Regions from separate parts of the Homo sapiens genome. Here region 1 is linked to region 2. The links are chromatin contacts, found by Hi-C or POLR2A ChIA-PET in ENCODE. All regions are on one chromosome and are shown on one strand. The core of a region is the stretch at or near the end of the contact, and the rest is flanking DNA. Distances in the headings are between cores, read along the strand shown.

What was found. Hi-C counts contacts between places; a loop is a spot of excess contacts on that map. ChIA-PET counts read pairs that join two places held with the same protein, here RNA polymerase II (POLR2A). Pooled maps may share reads with other maps.
Region 1: a pooled map shows a loop between it and region 2 (4-fold over the local background). The contact joins two enhancer-like sites. A Hi-C loop is called at or near these places in 2 of 168 maps with a recorded cell type or tissue (GM13976 and stomach) and 1 of 50 pooled maps. POLR2A ChIA-PET finds 5 or more read pairs at or near these places in 5 of 52 experiments (AG04450, GM12878, H1 and 2 more).

The regions. Positions count from the first base shown.
Region 1 is chr1:40,012,797-40,016,100 of GRCh38, reverse strand. It overlaps LOC105378669 (a long non-coding RNA gene), which reads left to right. Exons shown (of 3, transcript XR_001738013.3): 3 at 1,032-2,196. Among named protein-coding and RNA genes, the nearest start is that of CAP1, 26 kb to the left of the region's middle. RefSeq lists a silencer at 627-676. Within about 2 kb of position 1,725, at least 6 of the 41 ENCODE cell types and tissues checked have a DNase peak (open chromatin) inside an H3K27ac peak, as active enhancers do.
Region 2 is chr1:39,932,472-39,935,812 of GRCh38, reverse strand. No RefSeq gene overlaps it. Among named protein-coding and RNA genes, the nearest start is that of MFSD2A, 21 kb to the left of the region's middle. Within about 2 kb of position 1,417, at least 13 of the 41 ENCODE cell types and tissues checked have a DNase peak (open chromatin) inside an H3K27ac peak, as active enhancers do.

The DNA of each region.
Region 1 (3,304 bases), core at 476-2,975, 80 kb before region 2:
TAATAAACACAAGTCACTTTATTTATTAAATTTAAATATTTATTAAATATTAAATTTAAAATATTTGCACGTAAAATATGTTTTGCAAGACACAAATACCAAGATACATATTAAACACATTATAGTGGTTGTCTATCGGGAGAGAAAGGAAGTGGGCTATGGAATGAAAGGGAATATGTGTGTGTGTTTGTGCGTGCACGTGTGCACGCGTGTGTGTGTGTACATATATACACACATACACATAAGAAATTTAACAGGTTTATTTTTCATACAAAGCTGGTTTGTGAATTAAAACAATTAATTTGTTTTCTTTTCCTCATGGCTTGGTTTCAGTTATTTTCTGTATGTGCATGTGTGTGTGTGTATATATATATATTCCCTTCATTCCATAGCCCAATTCTCATATATACACATATATGAGACAGGGGGAGAAGTGGAAGAAGAATTGCATGGACCAATGACAGTAATGTGCCATGAAATGCAGAGAACAATTAACCACATCTGAGGTTAAAATTAAAACAACATATAATATAAAAAGCCAGATAATACGAATTTTTTTTGAAGGAGTAAAGAAAGCAACTTCATAGGGAGATAAACCTCAGCAGAGCTATGAAACCCTCCTCAATTCTTCGGACTTGGGACTGGCCATCCCCACAGGCTTACATGTAAGAGCGTGCTGAGTAGCATCTGAGTCAGTATGAGAAACATCTGAATAACAATGTGTAATGCCCGCTTGAGGTTACCAAGGTTTGAATCAGTATACTCTAAATTCTGAATGTATATGGATGATGACTAAATAAGCGCAGGTCATATCTGAATCAGCCTACCCAGTCCATAGTATCCAATATACATAGCATGATTCCCTAAAAATGTTATTATATATTAGTATATGCATACCAAAAAAAGGTGGAGGACTTTGCTATAAACTATTGACAGAGTTGTTGGTGAGAAATGTGTGGCAGAGACTGGCCAAAAGTTCAACAAATCTGTTTCCTCTTCCGCCTGGCCACTCATCAGCTTACATTTCTCAGTCTCTCTTGCAGATAACTATGGCCGTGTGCCTGAGATCTGGCCAATGGAATCGTGGACAGTTCTCCATGCTCTTTCTCCTTCTGTGGCAACTCTGAATGTCGTGTGTTCAAGATGAAGACAGAAGATAGAATGACCTTGGGTCTCTGAATCATTGCTTGGAGAAGAGCAATTTACTGATCAGTGGTGTGAAAATAAGTAATTCAAAATCTAAGCTATTGGGCCAGGTGCAGTGGCTCACGCCTGTAACCCCAGCACTTTGGGAAACCAAGGCAGGTGGATCATTTGAGGTCAGGAGTTCGAGACCAGCCTGGCCAACAGGGTGAAACCCCGTCGCTACTAAAAATACAAAAAATTAGCCGGGCATGGTGGCATACGCCTGTGGCCCCAGCTACTTGGGAGGCTAGGGCACGAGAAACACTTAAGCCCAGGAGGCGGAAGTTGCAGTGAGCCAAGACTGCACCACTGCATGCTAGCCTGGGCAAGAGAGCAAGACTCTGCCTCAAAAAAAAAAAAAAAAAGAAAAAAATCTAAGCTGTTGGAACATTAAATTATTTTGAGCTTTAAAGAAATGTGTTTATGAGACTTGAGTCATGTGACAGGCAGCTGTAACCTAGGAAACTGTAAACATTTTTTCTCTGATTATAGATTAGCCTCCTTCCTTATCTACATAATTTTGTAAAATGTTGTAAATGACTAAAGGGTACTTCCCTTTAGTCCCACTTCACTGCTGATCTTCATTGCAGATTAACTTCCTTCCTACCTCTCTCACACAAAGCCTTCATGACTGTTACATTATATACTCTTTTAAATTAGAAAATAAATGAAACCAAGCCACAAGGAAAAGAAAACAAATTAACTAATTGAATTGTTTTAATTCATAAACCAGCTTTGTATAAGAAATAATCCTGTTAAATTTCTTTGTTTTCTTCCTTTATAAACAAGACCTTAACTTTTGACATCAGAGCACGGACCCCATTTCACTGACCCCATTTTCACGGAATAAACGCCTTAAAAAAATTTTTTTAATAGAAACAGAGTCTCACTTTGATGCCCAGTCTAGTCTTGAACTCCTGGCTTTAAGCAATTCTCCTTCTTGGTCTGCCAAAGTGCTGGAATTACTGGTGTGAGCCACTGTGCCCAGCCTGAATAAACTCTTTAAAAATGGGTGCTGATCCTTTTGATTCTTTCATGTTGATAGGGGCAAAATTCTGTTTTAGATTTCACTGGTAAAAGATAAAATCTTATCTTATTAGGCATTTGAGATGTTAGGATTGATCTGTTAAACTGCTAGCATTACATTAATCCCTACAATAGGGTTATAGGAAACTGCAACTTTCTACATTTTACATTTAGATACTGTTTGCATTTTGCAGAGCTTTACATTGCATATTTATAATCAGCATTGTATGCAATATAGATTTTTAAAAATTATGTTTCAAAATTTATAGCCAGCTTTTTCTCCTTGTCCTCTGAGTAATTCTTTTGCTTAACATTTTGGTGGAAAATGCAAAGCTGGGTGGTGTTACCAAAACGCTTGTTGCCCAAGGTCTATAAATATAGAAATCAGTTTGCTATCATTTCTGGGTTTTTTAATTGAAATATAACTCACATACTATAAAATTCACCCTTTTCAGCGTACAATTCAGTGGTTTTTAGTATATTTACAAGGTTGTGCAAATATCACCACTATCAAATTCCAGAAATTTTTCATTACCCCAAAAAGAAGCTCCATACCCATTAGCAGTCATTCCCTGTTCCTCTCACCCCACAAGCACTGATCTACTTTCTGTCTCTATGAGTTAGCCTACTCTGTACATTTCATACAAGTGGAATCATTAAAAGGTGGCCTTTCATGTTTGGCTTCTTTCACTAAGCATAATGTCTTCAAGGTTCGTCCATGGTGCAGCATATATCAGTACTCTCTTTTTGGCTGTATAATATTTTATTTGTGAATATACCACATTTTGTTTATCCATTTATCAGTTGATAGACATTTGGGTTGTTTTATGAATAATGCTGCTATGAACTTTTTTTAACGTAATTTTTAATTTTCTTTGAGACAGAGTCTTGCTTTGCTGCCCAGGCTGGAGTGCAGTGGTGCAATCTTGGCTCACTGTAACCTCCACCTCCCAGGCTCATGTGATTCTCATGCCTCAGCCTCCTGAGTAACTGAGATTAAAGGCTTGCACCAGCACGCCTGGCTAATTTTTGTAGTTTTAGTAGAGACAGGGTTTCGCCATGTTGGCCAGGCTGGTTTGAACTCCTGGGCCTA
Region 2 (3,341 bases), core at 168-2,667:
GGTCCTGTTCCTTTAATGTCTTTCTACCAATGAGAAGTGATGAGCTATGCCTCCTCCTCATTGTTCAGACTTGGCCTTTTAGAGCAAGTGAGGATGACCGTAGGGTGCTTAAATGCAGATCCAATATACAGACACATACACCCTTACAAAAGACAAGTGTTTATTCTCAGCAAAGATGCAGTCTAAATCCATCCTGAGGAAGAGAAACATTTTCCTAAGAGCCCTATAGTCTGATCCCTGCCTGCAGTGGGGCTAACACTCAAATTATTTTTCAGGGTGATGTCAGATGCTCTGGGTGCATTGTCCTGCTTCCAGGCTGTGCCTCCACCTATCCTGTGCAAAAAATGGGCCTAGTAAAGAGCATCAACCCACAGTGGCCCTCCCTGGATACATAATGTCCTTGTAAGAGCTTTGAAATGTACTTTCTTTACCTTAGACCAGATGAAAATCATGGGGGAGGGGGCTGAAATTCTTCCACCCCTAAGCAGAACAATCCAGAAGTGTTAGCTATTGGTTTTTCTCTTTTTTTTTTTTTTTTTGAGACAGAGTTTCATTCTTTTTGCCCAAGCTGGAATGCAATGGCGCAATCTCGGCTCACTGCAACCTCCACCTCCTGGGTTCAAGTGATTCTCCTGCCTCAGCCTCCCGAGTAGCTGGGATTACAAGTGCACACCATCATGCTCGTCTAATTTTTTGTATTTTTAGTAGAGATGAGGTTTCACCATGTTAGCCAGGCTGGTCTCGAACTCCTGACCTCAGGTGATCTGCTCGCCTCGGCCTCCCAAAGTGCTGGGATTACAGGCGTGAGCCATCACGCCCGACCGCTATTGGATTTTCTAAGTACCTCCTCATTCTTTCCATCTCCACTCCAGTCTCCCACTCTGACCACCACATCCTCCCTTACAGCTCTGTTGGTCTCTCCTAGGAAAGCCTCAGGGGTGTGAACCTCTAGTCATGCTCAGTTCTTGACATGTCTCACGTTGATTCATTCTGTCTCCCTGACCAGGCTGCAGCTTCTGGGTTCAGGAACTGGGCCAGGATCCCTTCATTCAGGCAGGCACTTACTGAGCCCTGACTCTGTGTCAGAGTCCTCGAGGAGTTCAGAGTCTGAGGGAGAAACCAACAGGTAAATAAATCATTGCAGTAAGAGTGTGATAAAAATTATGATAGAAGAAAACAGAGGAAAAATATGGGCAAAGTTGCCACATTGCACAACTCTGGGGGTCCGTATGACTCGTCTCCTCTGGGGTTGTGCAATGAGCCCTGGTCATGCGCAAGACCAGAGGAGGAGTCTCATCCAGTGTGGGAGGTCCAGGCAAGCGCCTCAAGGAGACCAGGCGTTAGCTGAGGCTCAAAGGGCAAGTTTGCCAGGCAGATGGGGAGTGAAGGGCAATCCAGGCAGAACAAACCACATGTGCAAAGCCACAGCGGGATGAGGAAACATGTTAAATGTTGGGAAATATCAGGAAATACATTTTGGCTGACGTACTGGGTACATGTGGGAGAATGCCTAGAGCTTGCTTGTTAAATGAATTAATGACTATAATAATAAAAATCATAATCACCAACATTTGTTAACCACTCTGTCTATGCCAGGCACCGTGCTAAGTGGTGTACATGCATTTGTTCATTCTAACTTCACAACAACCCCGTGAGGTAGGTTCTTTATTACCCTCCTCTCTGCAGATAAGGAAGCAGAGGCTCAGAGAAATTAATCAACTTGCTTAAGGTCACAGAACTAGTGAACTGCAGAGCCAGGTTGGAAACCTGGATCTCCTGATTCTAGAACACTGGGCCCTTGACCACTACTTCCCTCAATACTAGTGTCCTTGACTTTGGGCAGTCGTGGCTTCAGTGCAGACCGAGGAAGAGACCAGAAGTCACATCAGGCCCCCTTTAAGCTTCTCCAGCAGCAGGGCTCTCTGTGGGTATTGGCATTGACAAGGGTCAACTCCACTGAGACCTGGAGCAGGAAAAGGGGAAAATGGGGAGGGGGCCTCATGAGCTAATTCTCTCTGCATATATGAAAAGCCTCTGGGATTCCCAGAGCTCTCCAGAAGGAATTTGAGGGAGGCAGGGTCCTGCAGAGCCAGAAAAACACTATTTGGTGAAATTGGGTGTTTTTTGTTTTTTGTTTTTGAGACGGAGTCTTGCTCCGTCCCCCAGGCTGGAGTGCAGTGGCATGATCTCAGCTCACTGCAACCTCCGCCTCCCGGGTTCAAACGATTCTCCTGCCTCAGCATCCCAAGTAGCTGGGACTACAGGCACGTGCCACCACGCCCAGCTAATTTTTGTATTTTTAGTAGAGATGGGGTTTCACCATGTTGGTCAGGCTGATCTTGAACTCCTGACTTCAAGTGATCCGCCCGCCTCGGCCTTCCAAAGTGCTGGGATTACAGGCATGAGCCACCATGCCTGGCCTGAAATTGTTTTTTATCCTGGGCATGATGTAGCCTGGTCACACCCTGAAAAATGTCAAATTCTCTTCTGTTCACTCACACCTGCATTCCTTCTCATGTCACCTGTTTTTTTTTTTGTTGTTGTTGTAGTTGTTTTTGTTTTTTATTGAGACAGTGTCTTGCTCTGTTGCCCAGGCTGGAGTGCTGTGGTGCAATCACAGCTTAATGCAACCTTCGCCTCCTGGGCTCAAGCGATTCTCCCATCTCAGCCTCCTGAGTAGCTGGGACTACAGGTACCCACCACCATGCCCAGCTAATTTTTGGATACTATTTTTGGTAAAGACGAGCTCCTGCCATGTTGCCCAGGCTGGTCTCAAACTCCTGGGCTCAAGCCATCTAACCACCTTCACCTCCCAAAGTGTTGGGATTACAGGCATGAGGTACCACGCCTGGCCTGTCACCTGTTTTTGGTTTTTGTTCTTTTTTTTTTGAGATGGAGTCTCGCTTTGTCGCCCAGGCTGGAGTGCAGTGGCATGATCTCAGCTGACTGCAACCTCTGCCTCCCAGGTTCAAACGATTCTCCTGCCTCAACCTCCCAAGTAACTGGGATTACTGGCACACACCACCACACCCAGCTAATTTTTGTATTTTTAGTAGAGATGAGGTTTCACTATGTTGGCCAGGCTGGTCTCAAACTCCTGACCTCAGCTTATCTGCCTGCCTCGGCTTCCCAAAGTGCCGAAATTACAGGCGTGAGCCACTGCACCCGGCCACCTGTTTTTGTTTTGTTTTGTTTTTGAGATGGAGTTCCACACTTGTTGCCCAGGCTGGAGTGCAATGGCACTATCCCAGCTCACTGCAACCTTCACCTCCCAGGTTCAAGCGATTCTCCTGCCTCAGCCTCCCAAGTAGCTGGGATTACAAGCATGCACCACTACGCCT